Linked DNA regions of Homo sapiens: region 1 is linked to region 2. A link is a loop called in an ENCODE intact Hi-C map of the cell type or tissue named here. Cell type or tissue: Caco-2. All regions are shown on one strand. Each heading gives the region's core, and the rest is flanking DNA. Links, peaks and the distances in the headings are about the cores only.

What was found. A loop is a pair of places that touch in the nucleus more often than their neighbours do. Peaks named below come from ENCODE experiments on the same cell type or tissue, not always from the same donor. Only the 100,000 strongest peaks of a DNase experiment are listed, where the experiment ranks them.
Region 1: a loop joins it to region 2, with 3 times the contacts of the local background. A loop is called at or near these places in 2 of 110 quality-filtered maps.

What each region holds. Positions count from the first base shown.
Region 1 is chr14:46,583,187-46,591,957 of GRCh38, reverse strand. It overlaps LOC124903309 (a long non-coding RNA gene), which reads left to right and starts at 6,305. Exons shown (of 11, transcript XR_007064146.1): 1 at 6,305-7,692; 2 at 8,380-8,507. In Caco-2, for the core only: no CTCF peak of the experiment used is centred there; no DNase peak of the experiment used is centred there.
Region 2 is chr14:46,485,933-46,494,703 of GRCh38, reverse strand. The region is part of intron 3 of LINC00871 (long intergenic non-protein coding RNA 871); the gene reads right to left. LOC124903309 (a long non-coding RNA gene) reads left to right here. Exons shown (of 11, transcript XR_007064146.1): 8 at 2,783-2,976; 9 at 3,235-3,316; 10 at 5,397-5,507; 11 at 6,488-7,683. Among named protein-coding and RNA genes, the nearest start is that of RPL10L, 160 kb to the left of the region's middle. In Caco-2, for the core only: a CTCF peak has its summit at 4,113 (motif pointing left); a DNase peak (open chromatin) is centred at 4,093.

The DNA.
Region 1 (8,771 bases), core at 359-8,358, 97 kb before region 2:
AGGACAGAGTAGAGAAAATTCAGGTATAAAATATAATGTTCAGAAAAAGTGACATTTCAGTATCACTTTCTGTTTTTGTTTTTTGAGACAGAGTCTCATTCTGTCACCCCGGCTGAAGTGCAGTGGCATGATCTTGGCTTACTACAACCTCCACCTTCTGGGTTCAAGGAGAGTAGCTGGGACTACAGGCCTGCGCCGCCACACCCGAATAATTTTTGTATTTTTACTAGAGACAGGGTTTTGCCATGTTGGCCAGGCTGGTCTTGAACTCTTGACTTCAAGTGATCTGCCTGCCACGACCTCCCAAAGTGCTGGGATTACAGGCTGAGCCACCGCGCCTAGCCTGAAGTTTCACTTTCACTTTTGAAATGAAATTGTCATTTCACTTAGGATGCATTGCAATTAATATGTTAACACTAAAAAGCTTTCAAGCAGTTTATTGGATATAAGCAGTTTATTGGAAAATCTTAAATCCAAGATACATTCCTGATTCAGAAATCGATAAGTAATATTTTATTTTATTTTATTTTATTTTATTTTATTTTATTTTATTTTATTTTATTTTATTTTATTTGAGGCAGAGTCTAGCTCTGTCACCCAGGCAGAAGTGCAGTGGCAGGATCATGGCTCATTGCAGCCTTGACCTCCTGGGCTCAAGCAATCCTAGTTTTAAATTTTTTTTTTTTTTTTTGTAGAGACAAGGTCTCACTATGTTGCCAGGCTGGTCTCAAATTCCTGGGCTCAAGCGATTCATCCTGCCTTGAGCTCCCGAAGTATTGGAATTATAGGCATGAGCTATTGGGCCTGGCCTGTAAGTAATTTTAAATTACACTAATTGATAAATTAAAAATATAAATCTGTATAGTTAGCATAAATACAAGCATAAGGAAAAGAACTAAAAATGGCTTTAGGTAATAAATTAATTAAGCAAGTTTGGAATGTATACCATTAATTGTTAAAAGTCATTTATATTATTGTATGCAAGTAACATGAAACATGAAAATAAAAGGAGCTTTATTTTCAATGGTGAATAGAATTGGTTTGAGACTAATTTAACTTAAGCTAGGCTATTTATTCAAAACCAATTATAAAACACTAATGAAAAAATTAAGAAAGATAAAGACATGAATAATTATAAGATTTTGATCGTTGCTGGGAAGACTAAATATGGTAAGGATGACAGCACCCCTGAGTTAATATATAGACAAGTCCGTTTCTAGTTAACATTCTTGTGATACATTTCATAAAACTTGCATCAAAGAAAGTAAACTCCTGCTGGAAAAGCAAGCAAAAGTTCTTTTCTTTTTTTTAAGGTATTGGCAGTAGACATGCCCTTCAAAATTTTTGAAGTATATTAAAAATTTAACTTCTCTAACATGTGCAGTATTATATTTCAACAGAAAAGACAATAATCTGTTTTCCAAAAATTAATGTTTCAAAAAATTAATTCAAACTTTTATACTAAGCTTAAGCAAAGAGATAAAATCAGCAATGAGAAAGTGTTTCATTAAGCAAATATTAGTATAATTAAATATGAGAATGGGGACAATGTGAAATAGATCCGATACCACATGTCATAATGTATGCTGGATAAATACATAATATATATATTAAAACAAAATAATAAAAAATCATTCTTACAATGAAGATACATACAATATTTTTAATAAATCAGAAGGATGGCTATATATTATATTCTGGTATATGTATACAATAAAATATAATGAAAATAAATATTAAAAGAAAAGCAAATAAATCAGGAAAATACTTACAAATATAACATAACAGAGAATAGCAATTATCCAAATGCAAAGACTGTATTAAGCTATGTTAATCTAATTGACCAATTATACTTGAAAAATAGAAAAAAAAGTTCAATTGAAATGTATAGCTTTTTGTTAGATATTTACATGTTTGTCTACACAAGTATTTTGTAAGCTTTTTGAGTCAGAATTTACAACACACTAGTGTTTTTATCCCAAAACAATTAATAGAATGCCCAAAATATGCTAGTTGAGTTGAGTAAAAAAAGTGGATTAGTTCAAAGTATAAAGGAAACTCATGTTCTCATTAACAAATAAAAAATAAAAAGCAAATAAAAATAATACTGTATAAGAACCAGTAATTTTTTTTCAACAATGGAATTACTCTCAGAAATTTAAGCAAATAAAGAATTGTTTGGATATTATGTGGAGGGGCTCGTATAGTCAAAGAAAAGCTACTGAAGTAGGCTCAGTAAAGGCCAAGAGTAATACAGCTCTGGGGATCTTGCTATTGAAACTAAAACACAATCTTACCGAGTGTGCATCCACCAGCGTAAATCAGTTGGAGTCATTTTTAGTCTTCAGGTCAATGTTTAATGTTTAGGGAAGAGCCTGTGGTAGGTTGGCCTACTCGAACCATGTGGATGTAGAGTAGGGAAATACTGATTTTGCAAAACCTCTGACTATTACTAGAACAGTGAGAAAGATACTGAACAGCCCAAAGCAATAAGGTTATGTATAGATATCGTTATTCACCTATTTAAAATAATAAAGATAAATTGTGTGTAATTTAGATATACTTACATGTTGACAGTAGCACTGTAAATATCATCAATCTTTTAGGAGAGCCAATTTCTTATATGTAATATGTCCTAAAGAAAATTACTCACATACGGTATTTCCCCAATAAAATACTCCTTGGGAAATGTACTCCATGGAACTTGTCCCCTACTTCCTCTGTCCCTTATTTTATCAAAATATTTTGAGAAGTGATATTTATTACTTTGAATATGAAAAAACACTCAAATGGCCCATAAGACATGTCTAAGCAAATTGATTCTGCATAATATGAAACAGTAACTGTGAACAATGAAAATCCCTCAAGACAATGAGGCAGGAAAATGGGGTCCCGAGGCAGGGAACATAAGGCCAATTCACACTTCAGCTATGACAGGAAATATCATCTCTATAGGGTATAGGCCAAGTAAATGACTTTGTAACTTTACTTCATCTTCTTCATTTACATAGGGCTTACCCCAAGTAACCAATGGAATCCTCTAGAGGGTATTTAAGCTCCCCAAAATTCTTTAATGGGGCCCTTGAGCCCCTTTGCTCGGGCTCACTCCCACACTGTGGAGTGTACTTTCATTTTCAATAAATCCCTGCATTCCTTCCTTACTTTGTGCATTTTGTCCAATTCTTTCTTCAAGACACCAAGAACCTGGACACCCTCCCCTGGTCACATGTTTTGGTGATCCAGCCAGGAGGAGGAGGTAAGCCCTAAGTTTGGGACTTAGTTTTCTCCTGTCTCCTTTTCCCTTTTGCTGCATACTGGGGAATCAATCTCTCTCTCTCTCTCTCTCTCTCCTTTCCAACTCAGGACTTTTGGTGGGAAGTACCTAAACGTGGAAGCAACTGCAGGTTTCTGGCCATGGCCAATGAAATTAAGGGGTTTCCATGAGGAGAAGCCTAACTGCCACCACCCAGATAACTTGAGGGACCTGGGTCTTTTTCATTTTTGTCCTCTCTTTCTTTTTCAGCCTTTCAGCAGCTGTTTCCTAGTAGCTCCTTGGAAATTGAGGGCAGTCGGCTGGGGTCCCTACCTGGTATTCCCTAAAGGCCTAGGAATGAATGGAAATAATTGCCCTGCCCAGAGCGGGAAGGACTCTTTTTTTTTTTTTTTTTAATCTTTTCTGCCCTTGGTCACTGATCACTACATGTGGTGCAGCTCATAGCAAACTTGCACATTTTTCAGGCTATTTATACCTTCTTATCTTATGCTAAATTCTTCCTTTCCCCTATTCACCTGGCTAAGGGCAAAAGAAACCCACCCAAACTTCAGTTCCTATCATTAAAGTTCATGGAATGGGAAGCATGGGAAGGTGTGGCTTTATCAAATTATAAGAATGCTGAAAGTTGGGAATTACACCCAGGTACCAAAGGAAAGCTCATTGTAGGCTCTGGAGGGAAAGCATGTAAAGTGGCACCAGTGCCCACCTAAGGTCAGAGACTACTGACACTAAGATTGGACCCCACAGGAGGACACTCTGGGGGATCCAGTGTACCTCAACCCCTCCAAAGAGGATGCTCTTGGCATAGGTTCTGAGGTCTAGTATTAAAAGTATTAAACCCTCCTTAGAATTTTCTCTCATCATTGCAATGCTTTTTGGCCCCAATATTGTTTTGAATCTGGAGTTTACGGTCTACTCGGTAGTGGGATGGCATTGCATGTATCCAGGCTCTTGTGCTGCTGTCCTAAGCAGGGGGCCTAGTTAACATGTGACACCCTCCTTTGGTACTATTTGGCCCGAGTACTCTTTGGAGTCTGGGGAGGTTTGGCCCCTAAAAATGAAACTGCCATGGAGACTGCTTTACCCGAAATTTTGGTTCACAGCCTTCATTGGATTATCTATTGGGGCGAAGTAAAACTGGCAAGCTCATATTGCTGTCTCATGGCTGAGGTTCCAAGCTATTGGATCTTCGTTTATGTGTGTCCATACATGTCTAGATGTGTTTATTTGTATGTACACTTATTGTTATATGTTGTGTCTACCAAACTGGCTTATAAGTAAAATAAGTCTAAGCATTTTTCAAGTTCACGTGACTTAAAGTATAACTTTACTGAACAAGCTAGCTTTAAATTTTTGGTGGAATAAAAATAGAAATGCCTTCGGAATTGTCAGCATACATTTTGTCTGAATTTTATGTTTGTCTTTGCTAGATATTTTTAAATGTCAGTGTTAATTTCAAGCTGAGAACTGCTTGGGGTGAGCTTGCCTCCCATTCTGTTCAAAGTCTCACTGAGATAAATGCATATCTGATTACTTCCTTTGGAAAGGCTAATCAGAAACTCAAAAGAATGCAACTGTTTGTCTCCCACCTACCTGTGATCTGAAAGTCCTCAAACTCCCTCCCCAACTCGATTTGTCCTGCCTTTCCAAACAAATCAATGTTCATTTTACCTATGTGGATTGATGGTTCATGTCTCCCTTGTTAAAAGTGAAAATTAGGGCTAGGCACAGTGGCTTAAGCCTGTAATCCCAGCACTTTGGGAGGCCGAGGCAGGCGGATTGCTTGAGGCCAGGAATTCAAGACCAGTCTGGCCAAGATGGTGAAACCCTGTCTCTACTAAAAATACAAAAAGCCTGGCATGGTGACCCACGCCTGTAATCCCAGCTACTCGGGAGGCTGAGGCAGGAGAATCGCTTTAACCTGGGAGGCAGCGGTTGCAGCGAGTCAAGATCTCACCACTACACTCCAGCCTGGGCCACAGAGTGAGACTCTGTTACAAAAAAAAAAAGTAAAAATTAAGTACAGTGAATGGGATAAATATTTTAGGTTAACTTTTTGTGTAAATTAAAATCTTAAACTTATTTTTGATGCTCATTTAATATCTGGGTCATTTCCAATTAAGAAAGGATTATGATATGGGAAATATGTTTCTAAAATTGTGGAATAGTTCTGATCTATAAATGCTCATATCTGATAGGTCAGGATTTCTTGCTTTTTAGGGTTTCACTAAAGTTTTAGGTTACTAAGGATAAAAATTCTAGTTCTAAGGACAAAAATTCTGTATACAAAATGTGCCATAAAGGGTTATGTTATTAGTGAAAAAAGAATAATTTTGTCTAATTCAGAAGTTATCTAAAAGTTAGTTCAAATTACAGATTTGCAAAGGTTACTTATGAAACAGTGTAGTTAGGAGTTATTAAGTAGGGGAGAAAGATGTGGAAAAAGTTTAAATAATAAAATATATATTTTTTTGAGATGGAGTCTCGCTCTGTCACCCAGGCTGGATTGCAGTGGCGCTATCTCGGCTCACTGCAACCTCCACCTCCTGGGTTCACGCCATTCTCCTGCCTCAGCCTCCCAAGTAGCTGGGACTACAGGCGCCTGCCACCGCGCCCGGCTAATTTTTTCGTATTTTTTAGTAGAGACGGGATTTCACCATGGTCTCGATCTCCTGACCTCATGATCCACCTGCCTTGGCCTCCCAAAGTGCTGGGATTACAGGCGTGAGCCACCTCGCCCAGCCTAATAAAATGTTTTTTAAAACCTGGTAGAGAATTGGAGACATTTGGCTAATTAACACTTTCATAGTTAAAGCTCTTAATCTTGATTAAAGTAAATTAAAGTAAAATAAGAAGTGTCCAGGTGTGGTGGTGTGCACCCATAATCCCAGCTACTCAGGAGGCTGAGGCAGGAGAATCGCTTGAACCTGGGAGATGGAGGTTGCAGTGAGCCAAGATCATGCCACTGCACTCCAGCCTGGGCAACAGAGCGAGACTCCATCTAAAAAAAAAAAAAAGAGAAATGCATTGGCAGTTTGGCAATTCATTTTTTAATATAGTTAAGCATGAAGCTGGATTTAGTGTGAGGCCAAGTTTCATATACGTGCCTGCATTGCTTCACACTATATTTGCCATTTTGTGTGGATAGTGTTAGAGTACTTATTGGTCATGTGCCTAAAGTGAATTTCTTGATTGCACAGGAGATATGACAATATTGGTGAACGTAAGGGTATTTAATTGTGTATTAGGAATAAAATACTTATTATGTGGGTTTTCTGAGACCCTAGGTAACACTGTAGTCTTCAGGGTAAATTAAGTAGAAAAATTTAGGGTTGGTTTCCTGTTTGTTTTAGCTTCTAGTTTTCATTTGTTTGCTGTTTACTCTTCATTTATCTTAAATTCCTAGGCTACCTTTGGCCCACAAGAACTGATAGAGCACATCAGACTTTTAACCTTAAACTAACTTTGGATTTTAGGCTTCCTGATACTTTAAGTGTATTGAGCATACTTTCATAAATGGAATTTGAATCATATTTCTCTCTCTCTGCCTAATTGGTCCAAAATTTGTAAACTGTGAATATTCTTAACTCATGGCAATGTGTTTGTTTGCATACAGTCAAGCAGGGTCACTAGGGCTGCTCAGGGAGAGAGAGCCCAGGAACCTGGCATGCCAGCAAAAGGGTAAGAATTTCTTACCAGCCAGTCTCTGGCCTCTTTCTCTCTATGTAAACTGGTTAAATAAAAGGTATAAGTCACCTGTTTATCTCCTCTGTAAAGTTTTACATTAATTTGTTTAATAATAAGAGCTTAAATCAAATACTTTGTCAGAAAAGTGAAAAACATAATGTCTTTTATTTAGTTCATGTGACTTGAGTAATCTTTTGGGAAATAAACAGTTTTAAAGATTATTGGTAAAATACAAATGTCTTCAAAATGTAAACATGTGGTCTAAATTATGTTCAAATCTTAGGTTTTCTAAATACTTTAAAGTCATAAACTGTTTCTTTGGCTTTTGAAAATTGTTTAACTTGCCTGCTTTCCAGCTAGGTAAGGCCTGGGGACATGTGGAGTTGGCCACATCTCTCTAGCTATGCTGGAGATAGTCAAACCTTTTCAGAACATAACTTTCCAGGTTTTATGTTAAAATTGCTAAGAGTTGCCTTTGTAACATGCAATTATGACTACTAGAAACAATTTTACATGCAAGGTATGTAAGAACAGTAAATTGTGTTTTTTTTCCCTGTAAAAGGTTACAAAAGGTTTTTGCTTCTTTAAAATTTCTGAGTCATCATTTTGGCAAAATATATAATTTATGGGAATCTGGAATTCCAAAGTCAAACTTCAGTTTCAAAATTCTCTTTCTGAATGCCTGGCTTTTTGGATGGATCAGAGAGCCCCTGAAAACATCCAGAAAAGAGGTAAACAGAATTATTTGACATTTTTAGGTACATGGGATTGCTAAAATGATGTTCAGTCTTCTTTAGGTTATATTTTTGTGAATAATGCTAATATATGTTCCAAAATTGCATGGGATTTCTAAAATTCTAATGTCTAAGTATGGTTATTATGTTATTGTAATAACCAAATTAAATAATTAAATTAAATAACCACAGGAATAACTAAATTTCCTTGTCAGTGCTATGCACCTAATTTGGAAAAACTGGTATTCAAGAGCATAGAAGTCTAATGTTGATTAAGTATGGACTCATGGAGAACCAGATGGCCTTCTTGTCCTTCCTGAGTCCTTAAAGCTCTTATTATTAAAAGTTCTGCATTCCATGACTCATCATGGAAAAGATAAAATGATCCAGATTGAATACAATGGTGTAGTGACTTACAAATTACTAAAATAGTTTATTATCAGTGTTTGGTCCTATATGCCTGGGAAAACAATTAAAGCTTCAGGTACATTTGGTCACCTGGTGGGCCATTTAAACCTTTTATAAAGGGATTTCATTCAATTGTTATTTTCCATGCATGTTTTCTGGTTGTATAAAGCTTTCCCATGCGAGAGGGCTGATGTTGTAACAGTAGATTATTATGCAACAGTGTATTTTCAGCAGGTGAAAAAGCTTTTTATGTTTTGGATCTTCCGAAAACATCAGCGAAAGACTGTCCTTGCCATCCAGACTACAACAAAAACTTTAGGACCTTGAAGTTTGGGTTCATAATCTCATAAATGAGAAGGGTCCCTCTACACTCTCAGAACTGTACACCCGTTGGAACCCTTAAGGTAAAACTAACCAGGGAAATGTCTTCCAAGAAAAAGATGGAATCCTTAATGTGAATAGCTTTTCCCAAGTTGGCAGATGAAGACTTCTATCATGAAACTCTTATCTTTGAATATTTTCCCTTGCTTATGCCTTTATAAACAATACAAGTGGAAAAGGGGTCTGTTACGTGCACTTACGGGGTGTACTTTTATTTGTGAAGAAGTTTATAGCCAGCCTTATACATAAACTTATACTTTGATAGATAAAAGATGAAGGCCCAATGT
Region 2 (8,771 bases), core at 282-8,281:
CTTTATCCTAAAATTATACATAAAATCATATTGAATCTCATTCACTTGGAATCTCATTACATCAAATTTCTCTTATTTCCTGTCACAAAAATGACCTTGCCATTAAGTTTCTCATGAATGTTTTAACATACTCAAGTATCTGTCATTTGCAAAGTAAAACCGCTTCCAAAAATTTAAATTAAAAAAAATAACATTTATACTGTAGTGACTATCTTCTCCCTTCACAGTAAAATTCTTTAAAAAAAAATCCTCCAGAAACAAAAAACAGTAAAACTGACTATGTTTCCTCTCATTCACCTCATTTACCCCTCAACAATGATAATCAACTTTCTGTTCTCACCACCAATAGCTGAAATTGCTTTCATCCAAACCATTGACAGCTTACGTGTTCTTAAATAAAATAGAAACTTTGACCTCTCTACAGCATTTGACATTATTTACATTGACTCTTTGGAAAGCTTCTCTCCCTCACTTTTTCTCCCTCTCTTATGACCTTTCAAGTTTTGGATTTCTCTATTCCTTTTGGCTCCTACTTTGCATTTTATTTTAAGTTTTTCATTGATCATCTCGCTCCATAAAGAGATTGTAACTATTTAGTATTAATGATGATGCAGAGGGGGAAGTGAGCAGTCACAAGCATTTCTTGTCAGACTTTAAAATTAGTTTAACTGTTTGGAAGGGCTATTTGGCAGTATTTATCAAGATGTAACATGAGTAAAGGTCATGAGTGAAGTATCTGGATATCTAGGGCATCTAGCAGTTTGAAATTTCTGGGCTACAACCATCAAACAGTAGTATTTTTCTTTACTACTTCTAATCACACTGCACTCAATTTCTTTTGCCAGCTGAGTAGCAGTCCCTTTCATTACAACCAGGACATGTCCAGAACTTTCCAGTTAATTACAGTTTAAATTTTATCTCAAATCTACATTTTTATATTACTCGATTGAACTATATTTTATGTACAATAAACTATATATGTCAAGTACATAATTGGGTAAGTTTTGGAATATGCGATACACTTGTGAAATAACTGCAATCAAGACAGTACACACTTCTTTCACTCCCCCGAATTTTCCATGTTCTTCTTTGCAATCAACCTGATCTTCCCATCACTCCTGTCCCCAGCCAATTACTGATCTACATAGGTCAGATTGCATTTTCTAGAAATTCTTGTAAATGCAATCATATATTATGTGTGCTTTCTGTATCCGACTTATTTCATTTAGCGTAATTATTTTGTGATTCATCCATGTTGTTACATGTGTTGATAATTCATTTTTTATTGCCAAGTAGTATTTCATTCTATGGAAAACATTTTGATACATTTATTTGTGGATAGATGTTTGGGCTATTTCCAGTTTTGAGCTTTTACAAATAATGTAGCTGTAAACATTTATCTACAAAAATTGATAGAGACATATGATTTCATCTCTCTTGGATAAATATGCCTGGGTTTCATATAAACATGTAATAAGCATATGTTTAAATTTTTATAAAATTGCCAAGCTGTTTTTCAAAGTAGCTGGGCTCTTTTACATTCCCACCAGCAATATATGAGAGTTCCAGTTGCTCTACATCTTTACCAACACTTGGCACAGGCAGACTTTTTCAGTATTCTATTGAACATACTTTGATTTTATGTTCTTACATTGATAGATGTTTGGGTTATCTCCAATTTTTTTGTTATTGTAAATGAAAGGCCTATAAACACGTTTCCAAATCTTTGTCATGACATATACTTTCATTTTGTTTTAACGTTGATAATTTTGGACTATGGCACTGTGGATAGTATGTTGTATTCAATCCAGGATCTTTTATATTCCTCTAAGTTGATGCTTTTGTTTTAGCTAATAATTCATCTTTTCAAGTCATTCTGTTAGCTCAGTCTCATCTTCTGTGGATGCTTGTTCGAATCTCCATCCTATTATTTAAGCCTTTGCTGAAGTGATTGATTTGAGTTCGTCCCCAATGATGTGGTTTATGGATCAATTTGAGATTGTGTGCATATGCAGAATCATGGGATCTCATCCTCCATTTTTTCTCTCCTGTGAGAATTCCCCTCACTTTCTGACAGCTGGCCATGGTTGTCCAGGATCCTTTTCCTTTTTTCTATGTCCAGAAAGTAAGTGAGGTTTTTAGCAAAATTAGCTGCCTGTGATGAGCTGCTCTGTGTCTGTGGTCAGCCTGCAGGGAAAAACTGCAAGAAAATGGGAAATTGACTACTTTTTTGTCATTTATCTAAGTTTGACTCCACTGAATCACTGAATACTTAGCTAGTTGTTTTTGTTTTGTTTTGTCTGGAGTTTGTAGTTGCTCTCAGTGGGAAAGATGATCTGAATGAGGGGTTATATTATCGCACTGAATGCCAGTATCTCAAATCCAATTATAAGACTATGTCCTACCCTTTCTCAGAACAGGTTAAAGTATGGCTTGAGGTACTCAGATGGTGGAGGGGCATTATCTACTCTTTAAGTCCCCTTTACATTCTTCTTTTCTGGTAATGGAGCAGGGTAGAGTACTGAAAAATACAAAATATTGATAAAATATTTGTATCTTATTGGCATTTACTTATCCCTCTTTACTGGTTACTTTCTTTCTTATCCTGGATGGTCCATTGGCATTTTTAAATCAACCACCGTTGACAAGTATGTTTGTCAGGGCAAACTCTTTTTACATCGTGGTTTATAAAGAAGGCTGGTGCTGGCAAGGAGTGGGCTTGAGGACCTGAATGTTTGCAGATGTACAGCTGTGAATGGGATGCTCATTTTCCCTTCCTCAGGCATCTTCAAATTCAGAGAATCCTTCTGGATTTTTGGACTTTTTTCTCCCTCAACGTGGATTAAATGTTGGACTTTTCTCACTCAACTTGGATTGAATGTTGTCATAGAGATCTAACAGCAAGTGAACTAATGCTGATTCAAAGACACCAAGAGAGGGGGCGAAATGGAAGGTGTGAAATCACAGAAACCAAGGGTAAGCAAAATCATATGAGCATACTCCCAATTTATGAAGGAAAAGTTTCAGTATTCTTTGGCAGGCTGACAACTCACAATTACAATGTTCTTTCTTTCTCCTCCTATTTAGTACTCATTCTAAGGAAGGATTGGGCCACCTCTAAATCATTTTAAGAGAAAGACTAGTCCCAGATTTCTATAGTATAGTTTTCCATAGATTGTGAATTTGTATCTAGGCATGAGAAAAGTCTCACTTGATATCATGCTACATTTCCAGGAATGAAAAACTGCAAATAAATAAGCCATCACTTGATATCCTGCTACATCTCCAGGAATAAAAAGCTGGAAATAAATAAGCCGTAAGTAGAGAAATGGTTAAACAAATTCCAGTGTTTCAATGCTATGAAATACTATTCAACAGTTAACAAGTCTGAGGAAGAAACATGTATACTTACATGGAAGAATAACTATATAACATAATTGGTAAAATAGCAATTTATGGAACAAATTGAGGAGTATGTTCTCATTTTTTGCAAAAATCATATGCACTTATATTCATGCATTTACCCTTCTTCTCCATTTACTTGCCAGAGATATTTGGGCAAGGTATTCAACCTCTCTATCTCTGTTATCTCATCTATGAAAGAAATATAAAAATTTTCACAAGACAGAATAATAATAAAACAATTGAAACATAAATGTTCTGACTTGTTATAATCAAGAATGAATGAGTATAATTACAATAATTTATCATGAAATAAACGACTACTCAAAAGCATTCTAGCCATTTGTGTTAGAATTGTCAGATGGGTTCTGAGTAAAAGAGATGTGTGTACATAATTGCAGCTAATGAGGCATTGTTTTAAAGCCACCTCCGCACCACCAGAGAAGTAAGAGAGAACTTTAGAGTCTCAATGGCTGCATGACTTCATGTGTAATGAAGTTATATAATTCTTTCCAGGTTGTATTCAGTTCTAGCTACCTAGTAATCATGTTCTCACCTCACCAGCAGGTGTTCAATGCCTAGAGCTCTATAGTTTCCTTTGCAGTGATTCAATTATTCTGTTTCTGCTTTTATGTCTACTGACAATTTCAGTGATCACCTACTCTCTCTCCCCTATTGCTCCCCCTTGTGGCTTTTGCTTACCCATGGTTTCTGTGGTTTCACAGCTTCCATTTTTACCCTCTCTTGGTTTCTTAAGTCTGTGTTAGTTCACTTCTGGTTAGATCTCTATGTCAACATTCAATCCTTGACCCTCAACAGACACAATTTAGTTCATTCAGTCACTAGGTAGTATAGAATCTTTGTTCACCTGTCAGAGCAGGTTTGGCTGCCCATACCAATGAGATGTGGCAATATCACATTGTGAAATACCAGGTAATTTATATATAAGAACTCCTTCCAAACAGAAAGTGGAAGTGACAGAGATTACGTGGTTTCTAGGGAGAACTCCCTTACCTGAACTTTTTTTTCCCTTGCATTACATGGGAAGAAGTGTCTTGTATGCCGGAAGGTCATTCTTGTGGCTGATGTGGAAAATTCATTCTGATAGTTCTGTAATTTTTATCAGCAAGACAATAAGAATTTTGAAAAATATAAATTGTTAATATTTAACTTAGCTTTAAACTGTTGATAAAGTTAAGTTCACTTCTTGTTAAATCTCTGACCCCCAACCAAGAGTTATAATTGTTCAGTCAGTATGTTAGTAGTACAGAATCTCTATTTTAATCCAAGAACTCTCCCATAACTCACAAATGTATTCCTATAATTAGCTGAATGACAATCTACTAGGCTAAATTTGGATTCAAATAAAAATTCTTGTAGTTTCCACATAAAACAAAATAAATTATTTTTAAGTAAATTTCTTAATTTTTAAAAATTTTACTTACAAAATCATCAGAGATTGGCTGAAGTTCAAATATTGCTAACATGCCTATTTTTATCACATTCAAATTTTAATTTTATCACATTCAAATTTTAAAGTTATTATTCCAAAATTATATTTTATGCCACCCTTGGTTTTTTAACATAGATAAATCTCTTAAACAAATGTCTTATTTTTTTAATTTAGTTTAAAAATAACCCTACATTTATTTTACCTGGCCAATTATTTTTACATTTTATTGTTAGAATATGCTCTTAACTATAATGATTGGTAATTCACAGTGCCAATATATCACAATATATTCCTGCTTATTTATAAGAATTCCAGGAAACGAAGTTTACTGAGAAGCAGTGCAAAGGTAAATTGATGCAAAAGTATTGCTTTCTTCATTTGGAGATCTCTGTTGATTTAGGGTTGGGTTATTTTCAAATACAAAAAAAAAATTATCATTCAATAAGACAGAGCTAAAAACTGTGTTATGCAGCCTGGGCATGCGCAATAGCAAAAGCTTTTACTTCTAACAACACCTGGAATAAATGATTCTTCCCCTCAGAGCCAAGAAGATTGATACATGACTGGAGCCTGAATGGTAGAACTTTTTCAGAAGTGAGGAGTCTGTTGGCCCAGAAGATCTGCGGTAAGATCTGCCTCAACATACCTTACTGTAAGTGGTCAAATTTGAAGCCCTCTAATCAGACCCTGCCAAGCCAACATTCCTAAATCCTTTCTCTTGACCTCTGATCTCTTAAAATGTGCCCCACACTTCAAATTGGGTACATATATTTAAGCTCAACATTAGCCTTTCAACTGGCTGTTTTTGCAATACAGCTTTTCTTGAAAGCCAGAACCATAGGTATTAATTTCTGTGAGCATTGGGCTATAAGCCTATTTGCTCTGTAACAGGAGCCTGCTATAAAAAGGTAAAAAAAAAAAAAAAAAAAAAAGTTCTACTACGCTCAACACAAAGTCATCTAATACGGCTTTAAGCTTGGAACTCTAACAAACATGAATGGAGAAAACAAGACAGTAGAGATCATCGAGGAGGTTTTTATGGGACAGATTGCCTACATTCTGTTACCCACGCCTTACTCCCACAGCTGTATCTACCTGTTAAAGAGGCTCAAAAATGTAATTTTGTTCCAGATTAGAAGAAAAGAGAAATAGCTTACATTTCCATTTCATTCTCCCAGCTATACTTAAAAACCACTCATTTCCTTCCCAAGTGAGCCAATGCAGAGAACCAGTAGTAGTCACTGGCCCAGCTCAGTCAATGCTCAGGAATTTCGGATTGTAGACATATCCTCTTTAACAGGTCAAGGCATGGCTCCACGCAGCCCAGCAATTACGAACTAGAAAGAAGTTATCTGATCCCCATATACAAAACCCAATAATACTATTCGATTATTTAAATATTTCCACTTTGGATGAATATTTAGCAACGTGGAGAAATGCTCATGACCTCATAAGCAACAATGAGTAACAACAAATGATATATATAACCCTACCTAAAATATTAATTCAATTGTGTTTGTATTAAAGGAGAGAAAAAGAATGAAAAATAAGTAACATTTGTATTTGGATAGTAATTTTTGTGGTTTTCTTTATGCAATTGGATACTAAATGTGAATTTTCTTCTTTGTTCAGCATTTTTTTCAAAGAGACTCTAGAGTCTAAAATGAACAACCAATCAATTCTACAAACATTGCATCATGAGGAGTTGCTGCACCTCTTCTCCAGGATTTGCAAAACGTGTAGTCCAAATCGAGTTCGGCTAGAACTGGTCTGTCATCAAGATATGGCTCATGAAAGAGATTGGTGTTTAGGAGGCTGGGAAAAGGAAATATTTTGAGAGACTTCATGTGCTCCGCACATGGAGGTGGCTTCCTTTTGCCTCAGGTGAAGGGAGCTTCAACAAGATCACTCAGAGTTTGATCAATGATCTTAGAATTTGCAGAACATAGGGACTGCCATTTGACTCACCCTTTAGAAGTCAGGAGGAAAGGTTACGTGGCTGGCACTTCTCATGTCTGGGAAGGAACAACTGTGAAGTGCTGACCTAGACGAATGTTGCACTTCCGCTGATGAGTAGGCAATGGCGAATGTTTTCCAGGGTCCAAATGTGGACCCGGCAACAGAGAGGCTGTCTGTAATCACTTTATAAGAGACACTAACAACAATGACCACTGGGACTAAAGAGAGCACAACGGAAGTAGTTCTGCCAGAAGGGCTGAGGAGAGGGCTGAGCAACCACCCTCAGGGGAGGCAGACCCACATCAAAGACATCTCAGCAGTCCCTTTCCCATGAAAGAAAGAGCTAGAAATTGTCCATTTGACACACACACAAACCAGATCCCAGATTGCAATTGATTCAGATAATGAAAAGCTTGTTCTTTTCACTTGCTGTTCTAGCCTAACCATGTAGGTGTCAGAAGCAGTTGTAGGCTAGGAGAGAAGTCGGAGCAATACAGAAGCCAGTTCTGCCTTTGCCTCAAGATCCACTGTCCACTCAGAGGCAGGCTGGCACATGGGGGATGAGAACATTCCAAGAAAGATGTGAATCTGGAATTTTCATTTATGCAGTAGATGGGGATTTACTACTGAAAGGAACATGTTTTGGCAACTAATAGTGACCAAAAGAATTTGTACTTACTAAAAATTATCTTAAAAGCATGGGATTACCCTAGCATTTTGTTTCAGAAACTGAAATTAACAGAAAACTATAAAATTACTTTCTGCCTGAAACCTAAGAAGGTGAACTCATGCCAGAAACCAGTTACATTCACAATTACCTGGATTTTGTTATTTCCTACAATGAATAAAACTTATTATAAAGCAGAAAAGCCATCGCTGTTTGTGTACATGTTTGTGCGTGTGTGCACATGCATGTGTGTATCAGACGTGTATCAGTGTAACCACCTGATGTCAAGACAAATGATCAATTCTGACAATTCAGTACCAAATGTCAAACTAGATGTTTGGCATGAGGTAGGTATAAACAAACAACTTCAGCATTGACTGAATTTTTAACATTTCAACCAGTTATCTGAATGTCATGGAGATCAAAATATGGAATGTGGTGACCTAAAATCTTTAGCCAAAAGGTTGAGCTTTGCAGAAGCTTGCATTTTATGCATTATAGATTAATTTGCTAACTAACTAAACAATTTTGCCCTGCTTAGCCTTTTAGTCATTCATAGGAATCTCACCGGGTGCAGATAAAAAGTTCACAACAATTAGTTTTCAACTAATATTTTAGCACACTATAGCACAATGATTATTTTGCAATAATCAGCACCAAGATTAGAATACATAATTTATCCAAAGCTACAAATTAACTATCTCACATTTTTTTTCTCCCAACAAAATATACAGTAATCCTGAATTCCCTATTGAACTACTTAAAAGTTCTGCAATTATACCAACAGAGGCGAAGGAAAAAGTATCAACATCTATGCATACTTTTGCTGTGTAGTAAGAGCTGTTTTTATTCCCTAACCTTTGTCTCATACTTCACAGCAAATATGTGAAAATACTACCATTAATAAGCTTCTTGGATCTTTCTTTATTTGCTTTAACTTTTTTCTTTTATCTCTCTCTTTCAATACACATTTTTCTGAACACCTGGTAAATGTGTGGTATCTTTTAGGTGATAAGGATACATAAATAAAGGCAAAGTTATGAAAAATGCTGGACATCACTAATCATTAGAGAATTGCAAATCAAAACCACAATGAGATACCATCTCATAACAGTTAGAATGACTGCTACTAAAAAGTCAAAAAATAGCAGATGCTGGCAAGGTTGCAGAGAAAAGGGAACCCTTATACATTGCTGGTGGGACTGTAAATTAGTCCAGCTGCCCTGAAAAGGAGTGTGACAATTATTTCTCAAAGAACCTGAAACGGAAATATCATTTGACCCAGCAATC